Linked DNA regions of Homo sapiens: regions 2 and 3 are each linked to region 1. A link is a loop called in an ENCODE intact Hi-C map of the cell type or tissue named here. Cell type or tissue: GM12878. All regions are shown on one strand.

Region 1 (5,000 bases):
GTATATGTGACTTTATTTCAAGGGTAATTACTAAAACAATAGTATGTGAATCTTTAAAACCAAATCGGGGTTCGAGGTGGGGTGGAGTTGAATAAGAAGGAATGAGCTGGAAAATGGTGGTGCCCAGATTCGAATCCAGGATGCCAAGTTCCCAAGCCTATTTGCAAAAGAATACCACCACATTGCATACAATCAGCTCTCAGAAATCACATGTGTGTCCTTAGGAAACAAACATACTATTTCCGCTTGTCATCTTTTCTCAAAGCACATGAAGACTTAAGATTTAAATCCTCAGTGGATCAAGAGTTGATGAGAAATTACCACCACAGGCCACACTCCATACACAGCACTTGTTTTTGGCCTCTCCAAAGGAAATCTTTCCAAGTAGGTTGGAAAGTCAACAAGATGGTAACTAGAAGCAGAACTTTTTTTATTGCTAGAACTATCCAAGCCCATCGCCACTTTAAATTTTGCCTAAAAATTAACAATCCCTGGGCAAAAGCTCTTTCTCATAGCCGAAGGAGCAGTGATAACCTCACACCTAAACTCTGCATTGCTCTCCTATTGAAAGACATTTCTGGCCGGGCGCAGTGGCTCATGCCTATAATCCCAGCACCTTGGGAGGCCGAGGCGGGCAGATTACCTAAGGTCAGGGGTTTGAGACCAGCCTAACATGGTGAAAGTCCGTCTCTATTAAAAATACAAAAAAATTAGCCAGGCATGGTGGCAGGCGCCTGTAATCCCAGCTCCTTGGGAGGCTGAGGCAGGAGAATTCCTTGAACCCGGGAGGTGGAGGTTGCAGTGAGCCAAGATCACACCATTGCACTCCAGCCTGGGCAACAAGAGCAAACCTCCATCTCAAAAAAGAAAAAAAAAAGACATTTCTGATTTAAGTATGTTTTTGTCAAGAATCTTTAATTATGTTTCACAATTGTGTCTTCCTTTCTTTCACTTGCCTAAGATTTCAACTTCAGTGCCTCAGAAGTAGATTAAATAAAGATAAGCTCTTGTCAATCAGAGCTGGCTTCTCCTCCCCCCACCTACCTTCTCTGGTTACTAGTTCCAAATGCTGCCAATCAAGAAAAATTCTTGCACATCAGCTGTCATTCTTTCCTGTCTAAATGACGCTGGTCACACTTCATTAGGAACACTGTCCTGATCAAAAGCTACAGCCAATCATGTCCACAGAACATCGAAGAAGCAGCTGGTCATGTCTAGCTGGTGTCTGGCACAATTCCCACTCACAGAGGATGCAAGCAGGGCCAGACACACTTCCCCAGGGCCAAAGAGGCAGCTAGTCATGTCTCTGGCACATTACAGGCTGCTGTAAACTACATGTCCTCTGCTGATTGTGTTCCTACGTCATTGGCCCACTAAAGATAGTCTCAAACTTGAGTAAGTCCTCGTAGCCACAAAGACCACTGGGAGTTTAGCAGTCCTCTCCTTCATTAGCTGGTTGTGACACTGAGGGATTTAAGTCAAGCTGCTGGTTTCTAATTCTCCAGACAGCAGGTTCAATCCTTCCCCAACATACAGAAGTTTACAACAGCCACCATTCTATACACCGACGACAACATCCATACTCTCTTAGCACAGACTGCATATACTATGTCAAGGAAACAGTAAAGAATTAGCACAAATCTGATAGTTAAAGCCTCAAAGAGCCAATTCTTTCAACTCAAATACTTATTTTCAACTGTATTGACATAGTACTGTTGTGACATTTACTTAAAAAGATGAGGTGGGTGGGAGATTTTTAAAACTACAGCCCTTTAAACACCTAAAGAAACAGTAGGATAGAAGCAAGAGCAGAATTTGGTTGAGGTATTTTTGGTTGTTGTTTTCTTTTGAGCTTGCAAGCTCTTTATTCTCCAGTTGAGCTATCCTGTTTGTCCCCAGGGTATAGTGCAGAAAGCTTTATACCCAAGATTCAACATGCCAGTCATGCCCTTAAATCCCAGATGTGTGTACCCACATCAGGAGCCTGGCTGTGTCAATATGCAGGTGCGGAATGACTCAGAGGTGGGCCATTCATACCAGAAGAGGCATTTGCCTGGGTTCAGAGTGAATCAGAAGTTCAGTTATTAGTAATAGAAGTGGTTATTTAAATGTATGATTTCATCCTAATTAAAACTAATGGGGGAGAGAATTTGCATTTAGCTGCCTAGTAAATAGCTCTGTTATTTCACTTTTAATATCTGAAGGGTATTAGCAAGATAAGGTTTTCAGGGCAGGAGGGGAGGGAAGTGAAGGTGGTGGGTTGTTATTCCCACCCCCTGAAGATTGGTTTTATATCCTATTCCTTTTCTTTAGTGCTTTTTAACAACCTCCACCCATCTAACCAACCCCCTAGGCCAGAACCTAATAAAACATTCCATCTTAGAAAGCTAACAGTCCAGTACACCTAAGAAAACCACCCAGGGACACCACCGAACATCTTGCATTCACACTAATAACTGCAGGATATCTGATTAGGAGAATGCAAAATAAGAAGCCATTAATAGCAGCCCTCATCTCCTTCCTCCACACTGATTACCAAAAGAACAGCAGCAGCTGAATCAGAGCTAAATCCTATTCACAAGGGACCTAGGGCAACAAAGAGGAAAAAAAACCGTTAGAGTAGTGCTTCTCAAGGGAAGCTGCTTTAAGTCATTTTGATTCTGGCATCAATCACGCCTGCCACAAACCAATAAGCATGTATAACGCAAGCAAAGACTAGATTCCATTCCTTCCCTCCCTCCTGGGGTTCAGCACAGTGCACCTAGCATACTTAATTGCCCTGCCAACCAAACTGCTACTTGCAAGGCCTCCAGAGGAACTCAGCTAGTCCAAGGCTGAGTTTAACTCACAGGCTTAAATGTTTACCCTGAGAGCACAAAAATATCAGCTGGGGAGAGGGAACAGATGGCCTCAGGGCAGCCCACTCTCACTCTCACAGAAGCTGACTAACCACAAGACTCTTTCGAAGAGTTTTACCCTCTCTGTGCCTTAGTTTTTTTACCTGATAGCATATCTGCTCCCCAGGGTCATTGTGGGAAGTAAACAAATTAATTCACATAAAATACCACGAACAGTGCTTAATAAAAATTAAGTGTCTCCACCCTTGTCCCCCTCCCATGTACCTATAGAAGAGAGAGAAGGGGATGAAAAAGGAGAGAAGGAAAAAAAAAATGGATCCAAGGATATGGCTTAGATTTACAGATAAAGAACCTGATGGCCCACCTCCCCAAATGACCCCCTTGCATTGAACTTTACTCCACCCCAAATCTGTAGTTCTCTCCCTTCCAAAGGCACAGTTTCTGACTCCTGGCTTAGCAGTCAGTGAAGATGATCAGAATTCCCCTTCTCTGCAAAGAACCTCAGCAAAAAAAAAAATAATAATTAGCGTTTCCATAAACACAGTATTTTGAGATTGGTGAGGGATCTGTGGATCCCCAAACTCTGTGCAAGTCAAAATGAATTTGCTGGTAGACAGCCAATGTTTCCGATTTGATTTGGCAGAATATACCCAGTTAGGATGTTCTCTCAATGCAATTAGCAATGCACTGTCAATGAGCAGTTTAGCTATTGACAATACCTGTTGCAATTTAATTTTAAATGTCAATGACTTGTTTGGGTTCACTGTAACAAGGCTTTTATGCATGACAAATAAGCATCCTAGAACAACAGGATGGATGAGCAAAACAAGAGGGTGAAGAAAATCAATAGACACTGTATAAGGGGCTGTCTTTCAAACATCCCCCTGTGGCTATGACTGCCATGAACAAGGCAGGCTGCTCCTCCCAGGAGCAGACTGGGGACTTAGGGAGTGTGTTACTGTCATCTACTTTTGCAACTGATGCCCACTGTTCCTAATGGGATATGGGAATGAGGAGCAGACCAGGTTCTGGAGATAACCCGGACTAGGCAAAAATGCTAGCCCAAGCAGGGACTTGCTTCTGAGGACACCACAGTGACTCTGCCCGACTTTTACTAGCTAGGTGGCCTTGAGCAAGTTATCTAACCTCTCTTTGCCTCAATTTCTTCCTCATCTATACAATTAGGATAATTGTAAAGAATATATAAACAAACATATTACAAGCACTTAGCACAGTACTTGGTACATTAATAGCATTTGATAAATGTTAGCCTCTTGTTATTATTCAATTGAGTTAAATGGTTGATATTACTCAAAAAAGAAACAAAAAAAACAATCTATACACTCGCACAACATAGAAGGATGTCACCAATTCAAGCATCTACAGTGCAGGACTTTGAGTAAAGTTGACTCCCATGGAAAAACTGAGAGGGGTAGAGTCTACAGCAAAATGGAAAATCTGTACCCCTTTCCTAGAGCACTCCTGCTCTCAATAACAAATGAAGCCAGGCATGCAGCATGGCCTGACACTGCCAGGTGTTCTGATTTTCCCGGAATAACCCTAAATCTGGATTTTTTTAAATGTGAAATGTCCTGGACTTTAAATGTTGAAAAGTACCTCCAAAATTTTTAAAACAACAAATATGCCAAATGAACCAAACCTGTGCCTGGACCAGGTTTATTAAAGACTATATTTCTGAGAAGTCTCTCGTCCAGGGTAACCCTTAAGAACTCCCTAGGGAAAAAAAAGTCACCAAAAGTCTTTACTCATTTCCCATATAGGTGAAGCCTTACCAGAGAATAACACCACAGAAGGGTCTGCAGAGAATCTGGAGTGTCCTCTAAATCACAGGACAAGAAGCTGCAGCAGGTGCTTCCATGCTGACTTACAGCCTGCTTACTGAGAGGGTAAGTGGATGATTTATGAGTTGCAAAGGTGATGCAAAATGCTAATCAGCTTTAAGCTGACACTGGATAACACAAGCAAATTTATATCTTCTCTAAAATAATTCAAATGCTTTTCATGAGGAATAGCAGGCAAGGATAAAGATGAAGTGATAACACTTCAGAGACTTCACAAAATATCCCAATTAATCTAGGCCATAAACCTACAACAGATCCTCACTTCTGAGCACAGGAGCAC
Region 2 (5,000 bases), 330 kb after region 1:
CCTTATTGTGTGTGTGTGCGTGTGTGTGTGTTTTAGAAACAGGGTCTCACTCTGTCACCCAGGCTGGAGTGCAGTGGTATGAGCATAGCTCACAGTAACCTCAAACTCCTGGCCCAGGGGATCCTCCCGCCTCAGCCTCCTGAGTAGCTGAGACTACAGGCACACACTATCATGCCAGCTTATTATTTTATTTTCTGTACAGATGAGGTCTTACTATGTTGCCCAGGCTGGGCTTGAACTCCTGGCCTCAAGTGATCTTCTTGTCTTGGGCTTTCAAAGTGCTGGGATTATTCACGTTGAGCATCTTTTCATGTGCATATCTCTTCTTCAGTAAAGTGTCTGTTTAAAGTGTTTGCCAGTTTTTAAAATTTGGATTGCTTATCTTCTAATTATTGAATTTTGAGTGTTTTACAGTTTACTCTGGATCCAAGTCCTTTGTCAGATACCGGTTTTGCAAATATTCTCCTCTAGTCTGTGACTTGTCTTTTTATAGTTTTTAACAGCATCATTTGAAGAGCAGATTTTAATTTTGACAAAGTCTAATTTGTCAGCTTTTTTTTTTTTTTTTGAGACCGCGTCTCACTTTGTCACCCAGGCTGGAGTGCAGTGGCACCATCTCGGCTCATTGCAACCTCTGCCTCCCAGGTTCAAGTGATTCTCATGCCCCAGCCTCCCAAGTAGCTGGGACTACAGGCACATGCCACCATGCCCAGGTTAAGTTTTATTTTTAGTAGAGACAGGGTTTCACCATGTTGACAAGGCTGGTCTTGAACACCTGACCTCAAGTAATCCACCCACCTCAGCCTCCCAAAGTGCTGGGATTACAGGTGTGAGCCACCACGTCTGGCCTGTCAGTTCTTTTTATAGGTTTGTTCTTTTATGGTGTGGTCCCACTTAAGGTTTTAAGAGGATCTCTCTGGCCACTATTGAGAAGAGAGTTGGAGGTGGCTGTGGGGAGACCAGTTAAGAGGCGATAACAAGAAATCAGGCAAGCCTGGGCGCGGTGGCTCACGCCGGCAATCCCAGCACTTTGGGAGGCCGAGGCGGGCGGATCACCTGAGGTCAGGAGTTGGAGACCAACCTGGCCAACATGGTGAAACCCCATCTCTACTAAAAATACAAAAATTAGCCTGGTGTGGTGGTGCATGCCTGTAATCCCAGCTACTCAGGAGGCTGAGGCAGGAGAATCACTTGAACCCAGGGGGCGGAGGTTGCAGTGAGCCGAGATCGCACCACTGCACTCCAGCCTGGACGACAGAGTGAGACCGTGTCTTAAAAAAAAAAAAAAAGAAAGAAATCAGGCAAGGGATGATGATGGCTTGGACCAGGGTGGTTGTAGTGGAGGTGATGAGAAGACGAGGGATTTGGGGCTATGCTGAATCTAGGACCAATGGGATTTTCTGATGGATTGGATGTGAGATGTAAAACAAGGAGAGAAAGCAAAGAGACTCCAGCAGAAGGGCCGGAAGGGTGGTTTTACCCTTACATGAGACTGCAAGGCAGTGGCAGAACAGGTGAGGGCAAAGACGTGGAGCCCCATGTTTGACCTATTAGGTTTGAGATGCCTGTTGACATCCCAAGTGGAATAGGTGTTTGGACATATGAGTCTAGGCTCACTGTGATTCAGCCTCTGGTCATGCTAGGTTCTATGTTATCTTCTGGTATTCCTCTTCTGGATTTATATCCTCCGCTGAACTTGTCACTTCCTTTATTGGAGCCATATACTTACTAACTGCACACATTCTGAGTCATGTAGGCAGTTGTTCAGGACTCGAGCTCAACTTGGATCAGCTATGTTTCTGTCTCTCATCAACTCATATGCCGATTTGTCCTTCACAAGCCCGTGACAATGCAGGAGCCGTGAGTGAAGTCACTTTCCACGCATGGCTTTGGACTGGGTAGAGATTTTCAAGCCTTGCTGACTTTTGGGAAGAAAAAGCCTAAGGCTGCCTCTAGGTCCGTCTCTCATTATCCTGAAGCCTGTCCCTCTGGTGATTTGCATTTTTCTCCATTTGTAGATTTAAATGAATCTGAGGATAATGCTGTCTGCTGTCCAACTCTTCCTGCCTATTGACCAAATCACAAAAGGGAGGCATAACCACCTAGTCCTCGGTCCTGCAGGTCAAAGAAGCTACGTGGAAGGTTACCGGCTTTTTTTTTTCTTTTTTTTTTAATATTTATTTTTTTAAATTTTCTATTTCCATAGGTTATTGGGGAACAGCTGGTATTTGGTTACATAAGTCCTTTAGTAGTGATTTGGGAGATTTTGGTGCACACATCACCTGAGCAGTATACACTGAACCCAATTTGTAGTCTTTTGTCCCTCACCCCTTTCCCATCCTTTCCCCCTGAGTTCCCAAAGTCCATTGTGTCATTCTTATGCCTTTGCATCCTCATAGCTTAGCTCCCGCTTATGAGTGAGAACATACGATGTTTGGTTTTCCATTCCTGAGTTACTTCACTTAGTATAATAGTCTCCAATTCCATCCAAATTGCTGCAAATGCCATTAATTCATGCCTTTTTATGGCTGAGTAGTATTCCATCGTATATATGTACTACAGTGTCTTTATCCACTCATTGATTGATGGGCATTTGGGTTGGTTCCACGTTTTTGCAATTGCAAATTGTGCTGCTATAAACATGCATGTGCAAGTATCTTTTTTGTATAATGACTTTTTTTCCTCTGGGTAGATGCCCAGTAGTGGGATTGCTGGATCAAATGGTAGTTCTACATTTAGTTCTTTAAGGATTCTCCATACTATTTCTGGAAGGTTACTGTTCATCCAGATGAAACTTGAGTCCATTTCCCAACTATGCAGAGATTTGTTTTGTGTTTTGAGTATTGGGTTTAAGAAAAATACTTCTTTTTTTTTTTTTTTTTTTTTGAGACAGAGTCTTGCTTGAGTGCAGTGGCACAATCATAGTTCAGTGCAACCTAGAACTCCTGGGCTTAAGCAATCCTTCCATCTCAGCCTCCCCAGTAGTTGGGACTACAGGCATGCACCACCATGCCTGGCCAAGGGAAAGACTTCATCTTTAAGGAAGATCGAATAACCAGCAGGGGTATATTACTGAGGCCAATAAATGCCTCTTTGGTCCTCTGGGCAAGTGAAGCAGTGCCATCAGCTGGCTGGTCCCACACACCACATGGTGTCCCCAGGGGGGATGTATGCTGAGTTTATTATTTCAAATATCTTAGATGCAGAGTTCCCAGATGTAATATTAGGCTCCCCAGAAGGTGCCAATTCATTAGAGTAGCTTTCAGTATATTTTAATTTTGTTTCTCACCAGATCGCTACTTGTACTAAAACCAAAATAATTCCAAAAAGAAAAGTGATTTATACACCTCCCTTGTTCATGCAGTGGCGATTTTCATTGTTCCTTTCTCCTTCTATGTCTTTGTCCATTCTCATCATGTTTACATTGTTGTAAGTCATTGTGTATATGCATTTGAAGTGATACAATTTTGTATTATCATTATTCATTTTTTTTTTTTTTGAGACAGGGTCTTGCTGTGTCACCCAGGCTGCAGTGCAGTGGTGGTGTGAGCTCTGCTTACTGCAGCCTCGATCTCCTGGGCTCAATCATCCCTCCCACCAGATGGCACAACAGGCATGTGCCACCATACCCAGCTTGTCTTCATATTTTTGTAGAGATAGGGTTATACCATGTTGCCCAGGCTGGTCTCAGGTGATCTGCCTGCCTTGGTCTCTCAAAATGCTGGGATTATATGCATGAGCCACTGCGTCCAGCCTGAAGAGCTTTACTTAATCCTCATAATCACTCTTTAGATATTGTCATTAGCCCCATTTTACAGATAAGGAAAATGAGGCATATATATATATATATATATATACACACACACACACACATATATACACATATATGTATATATGTATACGTGTACATATATACATATGTATACCGACACACACAAATACATATATACACATATATGTAAATTTATTTTTCTTGTTAGAAATGACATTGCAAAAAACATCTCATGTAGTTTTATTTTTTTAATCTTTAAAAATTCCTTAGGATAAAGGGATATTATGAAATTTTAAGATGATCCCTGATGTCCAATCTCGTATGAGTCAACTCGCTTTACCACAGTGTTGTAATACTAGGTAACTCTTAAAATTCTCCTAATGTAGGGGCCTGGGCATGGTGGCTCATTGCCTGTAGTCCCAGAACTTCAAGAGGTTGAGGCGGGAGGATCACTTGAGGGGAGTGGATCACTTGAGGCGAGGAGTTTGAGACCAGCCTGGCCAGCATGGCAAGACACCGTCTCTACTAAAAATACAAAAATTTGCCGGGCGTGGTGGCACATATCGGTAATCCCAGCTACTTGGGAGGCTGAGACATGAGAATCACTGGACCCTGGGAGGCGGAGGCTGAAGTGAGCTGAGATTGCACCACTGCACTCCAGCCTGGGTGACAGAGCGAGAGACTCTGTCTCAAAAAACAACCCAACTATCTTAATGTAGTGAGTGTAAGATGCTCCCACACTGTTCTATTTCTTTGATCACAGCAAAATTGAACATTTTTTCACACACTTGTTTGCTAATAGTATCTCTTTTTTCATGAATTGTCTTCTCAAGTTCTTTGCCAGTTTACATATTGGAGACTTAATTTTTTTTTTTTTTTTTGGTATCGACATGTGTAAGTCCTTATTTTTTTTGTTCCAACATGCGTTAAGTTCTTTTTTTTTGAGATGGAGTTTCACTCTTGTTGCCTGGGCTAGAGTGCAATGGCGTGATCTTGGCTTGGCTCACTGCAATCTCTGCCTCCCGGGTTCAAGCGATTATCCTGCCTCAGCCTCCCAAGTAGCTGGGATTACAGGTGCCCTCCACAACACCGGGCTAATTTTTTTGTATTTTAAGTAGAGACGGGGTTTCACTACGTTGGCCAGGCTGGTCTCCAACTCCTGATCTCAAGTGATCCACCTGCCTCAGCCTCCCAAAATGCTGAGATTACAAGCATGAGCCACTGTGCC
Region 3 (5,000 bases), 180 kb before region 1:
ATTTGGGGGTAAATTTATAGCATCAAAAGGCTATATTAGAAGAGAAGAAAGATCTTAAATCAACAAACTCAGCTCCTACTTTTAAAAGCCAGAAAAATAAGCAAAGTAAAACTAAAGTAAGCAGAAAGAAGGAAATCAATGAAATATAAAACAACAGAGAAAAATCAATGAAAATAAAGCTTGTTCTTCAAGAAGATCAATAAAATTAATAAACTCCCAGTCATACTGATATGACAGAGAGAGAAGAGGGGAGGAAAGGAGGCTATCAACAGATATAGAATTGCCATAGATTCTATAGATATAAAAGGATAATGAAGGAATATTATATGAATTTTATGCCAATAAATTCAACAACTTTGATAAAATGAAAAAATTCCTTGAAAAGACATAAATTACCAAAGCTGACTCAAGAAGAAATGGATAACATAAATAGTTCAATATTTAGTAAAGAACATGAATATTTCATTTAAAACCTTTCCACAGAAAGAAAACTCTAGGCCCAGATGGATTCACTGACAAATTCTACCTATCATTTAAGAAAGAAATAACAGGCCGGGCCTGGTGGCTCATGCCTGTAATCCCAGCACTTTGGGAGGCAGAGGCAGACGGATCACCTGAGGTCAGGAGTTTGAGACCAGCCTGACCAACAGGGAGAAACCTCATCTCTACTAAAAATACAAAATTAGCTGGGCGTGGTGGCGCATGCCTATAATCCCAGCTACTCAGGAGGCTGAGGTAGGAGAATCGCTTGAACCCAGGAAGCAGAGGTTGCAGTGAGCTGAGTTTGCGCCATTGCACTTCAGCCTGGGCAACAAGAGCAAAACTCTGTCTCAAAAAAAGAAAAAAAAAAAAGAAAAGAAAGAAAGAAAGAAAAGAAAAGACAAAAGAAATAATAACAATTCTACACAAACTCTTCTAAGAAACTGAGGAAAAGGGAATATTTCCCTACCTTTCCTATGAGGCCAGCATCACTCTGATAATAAAACCAGACAAATAGATCAAAAGAAAACTACAGACCAATTTTTATTCATGAACACAGGTGTAAAAATTCTTTAAAACATTTTTAACAAATCAAATCCAACAATCTATTTAGAAGTTAATATATCATGACTAAATAGAGTTTACCAAGGAAAGCATTTTGGTTTCACATTTAAAAACCAATCAATGTATTACTATATTAATAAACAAAAAAAGAAAAATCATATGATCATCTTGATAGACAAAAAAAAGGTGTTTGACAAAATATAACATGCATTCTTGATTAAAATTCTGACAAACTTAGAATGGAACATTCTCAACCTAATAAAGGGCACTATGAAAAACGTATAGCTAAGCTCAGAATTAATGGCAAAAGATTCTGTCTTTCCCCCTAAAATCAGGAAAAGGGCAGGAGTGTCCAGTCTTGTCTCTTCTATTAAACATGATCCTGTAAGTTCCTGACAGAGAAATCAGACAAGAAAAAGACAGAGAAGATACCCAGATTAGGAGGAAAGAAATAAGCTGCTTCTATTCACTAAAAATATGATCATCCATGTAGAAAATCCAGTAAGACCTACAAAAAAAACTACTAGAACTAATAAGTGAGTTTAGCAAGGTTGCAGAATGCAAGTGAATATACAAAAATCAGTGAATTTCTACATATTGATAGTGAACTGGAAACTAAAGTTAAAAAACACCACCATTTAATACTGCATCAAAAATATGAAACACATAGGAATAAATCTGACAAAATATATGAAAGGCTTATATACTGAAAAGTACAAAATATTGCTGAAGGAAATAAGTAAGATCTAAATAGAGAGATAGACCTTGTTCGAGAGTTGAAAACTCAATATTTTAAACTGTCAATTCTCCCCAAATTGATCACACGATCAATATAATCTCAACCAACATCTTGGCCAGATTCTTTATAGAACCTGACAAGCTGATTCTAAAAGTCATACGCTAGTGAAAAGAATCTTAAAAAGCCAAAACTATGTAACATTATCTCACTTCAAAACTTACTACAAAGCAAGCTACAGTAATAAAGACAGTATAGTATAGGCATAAAGATAGACAAATAGATCAAAGGAACAGAATAGAGAGTATAGAAATAAACTCACACATACATGGACAACTGATTGTTTACAAAAGTACAAAGGCAATGCAAAGGTGGAGAATGGACAGCTTTTTCAAAAATGCCTTCAGAAAAATTGAATATCCATATGCAAAAGAAATTAACTTTAATCTATACCTCCCACCATATTCAAAACTTAAAATCAAACAGGCACAGTCTACTTCATGTCAAGTATACCTTTTGGAAAAGAAAAGGCAGAAATAAGCCAACCAGTCTTAGGGTTGATTCAGGCAAATACATAACATGGACCAACGCATACCAATCTGTGATAACTGATATTGTAACAACTGGTTAAGCACTTTAAAGCATGTTAATTTATTCTTTAAAAATACAAAAATTCACTTCATTTCTTTTTTGAACAATATCAACATCAGTTTCCCTTTACTATAAGTATAAGAAACCAACACTAGAGGAAAGGGAATGTACAGAAAATATTCAAAATGGTGTACAAAATCAACTGAGAGATAATATACTGCCTCCTCATGCTTTCAGTAACCTTTCCCACGCTATGTTAACAAGTCTGAAGTTACCCAGGCCATATGCTAATATAATGCATACACTCTATAAGTAAATGATCTTCACTAAGAAGTGTCGAAATGTGTAAGGAGAGAAGCATTCTTTCTGGTGTACAGACTAGGAAAGCAATTCACACAATCTCAAATTAAATTGAGAGTTTCTGAGTTGGCTACAACCAAAAATCACCCTGAGAAGTGAAAACAGCATGGATCACTTAAGAGCATGAAAATGTGGTTTCTCTTCTCACATTTATACTTACTGTATGTATCAATACCACATACCAGGGCCTATACAGTAAAAGTGCTAAGAAAGCAGCGAAGCTTAAGCCATTTCTAAAGTCTTAGAAGAGGCTTTGGTGAAGTCAATCTCGTGCTACCTGTTTTAGCAGATAAAACAACATCTTCCTTAAAAACAGTCAAAGAAAGGATCAGCTTATGCTAGGTGAGTAATAATGCCAACAGTTTATTGCCCCAATAAACCTCTTAAGGAGTAGAAAAAGGACAGCGCTAGTTGGTAGTAAGTTTATATGTAACCACATACCTGGCTTAGCCTTTCACAGACTGCGTGCATGAAATCAAAAAGCCAAAGATGATGCAATTTGATGTGTGAGAATTTTACAAATGCAAAGTAGCCTACTGAGTGCAGCTCAAATATCCCTGAGACTAGTCAACATTTACTAATTTTTTTTTCTTTTTTCTTTTTTTGAGACAGAGTTTCACTCTTGTTGCCCAGGCTGGAGTGCAATGGCGTGATCTCGGCTCACTGCAACCTCTGCCTCCCAGGTTCAAGAGATTCTCCTGCCTCAGCCTCCCAAGCAGCTGGGATTACAGGCATGTGCCACCATGCCCACTAATTTTGTATTTTTAGTAGAGACGGGGTTTCTCCATAATGGTCAGGCTGGTCTCAAACTCCTGCCCTCAGGTGATCTGCCTGCCTCAGCCTCCCAAAATGCTGGGATTACAGGCATGACCTACCATGCCCGGCCTTTTTTTTTTTTTTTTTTTTTAAAGACAGAGTCTCGCTCTGTTGCACAGGCTACAGTGCAGTGGTGTGATCTCGGCTCACTGCCTCCTGGGTTCAAGCAATTCTCCTGCCTAGGCCTCCCAAGTAGCTGGGATTATAGGCACACACCACCAAGCCTGGCTAATTTTTGTATTTTTTAGTAGAGATGGGGAGTTTTACCATGTTGGCCAGGCTGGTCTCAAACTTCTGACCTCAGGTGATCTGCCTGCCTCTGCCTCTCAAAGTGCTGGAATTACAGGCGTGAGCCACCATGCTCGGCCAACGTTTACTAATCTTAATAGCATCTGTGAGATCCAGAATGGTTTTCATAAATGTCTGGTTTTCTCCTTCTATTTCCCACCGTGATGTTTTTTGTTTCTTTTAACTTTTCTACTTTTCCTAGTTATTACGGTTAAAAAAAAAAAAAAAAAAAAAAAAACTTCAAGTCTAAATACTAAAACCAGAAGACATACATTTCTTCAGACAATCTCAATGCATCCTGCTTTGGAAATTTTGTCCTTCATTTCAGGAAGAAATTTTTATAATTCACACAACTTCCTTAGTCAATCCAACAAGAAAGTCAGGAAAAACACATAGGCATTTATTTTGATTAGGAAAAATTCTCACATTAACAATAAGAAAACAAACCACACAACTCGCCATCTCTGATGCCAAAGCCAGAGGCAGACCTTCATGGTGGCAGCTCATAAATTCTAGCCCAAGATCACAAATACAGCTGTAAGGAAACCCTCCCAAGAAAAACACATGGCATTATAAAAACCACGAGGGAGATTAGTGAAAAATTAAGCACGTATCATTCACCAACTTTTCCAAGAGTATTTTTTTACAGTTTATTTACTTTAAACTGTCCCAAAGTAATTAACCCAGAGGTGAAGCCCTGGAAAATAGGGACCATCTCTTATATTCCTCTGACATCTCTCAGGTTTGAAACACAGAGAATGCATGTAAAACATGTACTGAATAAAGAGAGCTACCTGGAAGAGGGCAAGGAGTCCTACACAAGAACCATTTCACGCCAGTGTTGAACAGTCTAGGAAGAAAATACTGTATCTTATCAATTTCATTCAGTCTACATAAATAGGGTATAGGGAAGGATTTTCCAAAGCCAGAAGAATCAACATATATGCCTCACAATTTACTTACTGAAAAACTGAAAAGCAGGCCAGGTACAGTGGCTTACACCTGTAATCCAAGCACTTTGGGAGGCCATGGCAGGTAGATTCTCTGAGCTCAGGAGTTTGAGACAAGCCTGGGAAACATGGAAAAACCCTGCCTCCCCCGAAAATACAAAAACAGCCGGGCATGGTGGTGCATACCTGTAGTACCAGCTGCTTAGGGGACTGAA

What was found. A loop is a pair of places that touch in the nucleus more often than their neighbours do. Peaks named below come from ENCODE experiments on the same cell type or tissue, not always from the same donor. Only the 100,000 strongest peaks of a DNase experiment are listed, where the experiment ranks them.
Region 2: it touches region 1 in a loop (2.8-fold over the local background); 1 of 110 quality-filtered maps calls a loop at or near these places.
Region 3: a loop joins it to region 1, with 10 times the contacts of the local background. A loop is called at or near these places in 1 of 110 quality-filtered maps.

The regions. Positions count from the first base shown.
Region 1 is chr7:69,736,401-69,741,400 of GRCh38, reverse strand. The region is part of intron 1 of AUTS2 (activator of transcription and developmental regulator AUTS2); the gene reads right to left. Among named protein-coding and RNA genes, the nearest start is that of AUTS2, 140 kb to the right of the region's middle. In GM12878, no CTCF peak of the experiment used is centred here; DNase peaks (open chromatin) are centred at 1,280, 2,010 and 2,870; H3K4me3 peaks cover 1,118 bases; H3K27ac peaks cover 1,806 bases.
Region 2 is chr7:69,401,496-69,406,495 of GRCh38, reverse strand. No RefSeq gene overlaps it. Among named protein-coding and RNA genes, the nearest start is that of CT66, 190 kb to the left of the region's middle. In GM12878, a CTCF peak has its summit at 3,118 (motif pointing left); no DNase peak of the experiment used is centred here.
Region 3 is chr7:69,920,401-69,925,400 of GRCh38, reverse strand. All of the region lies in intron 2 of AUTS2 (activator of transcription and developmental regulator AUTS2), which reads right to left. Among named protein-coding and RNA genes, the nearest start is that of AUTS2, 320 kb to the right of the region's middle. In GM12878, no CTCF peak of the experiment used is centred here; DNase peaks (open chromatin) are centred at 2,730 and 3,170; H3K4me3 peaks cover 493 bases; H3K27ac peaks cover 2,981 bases.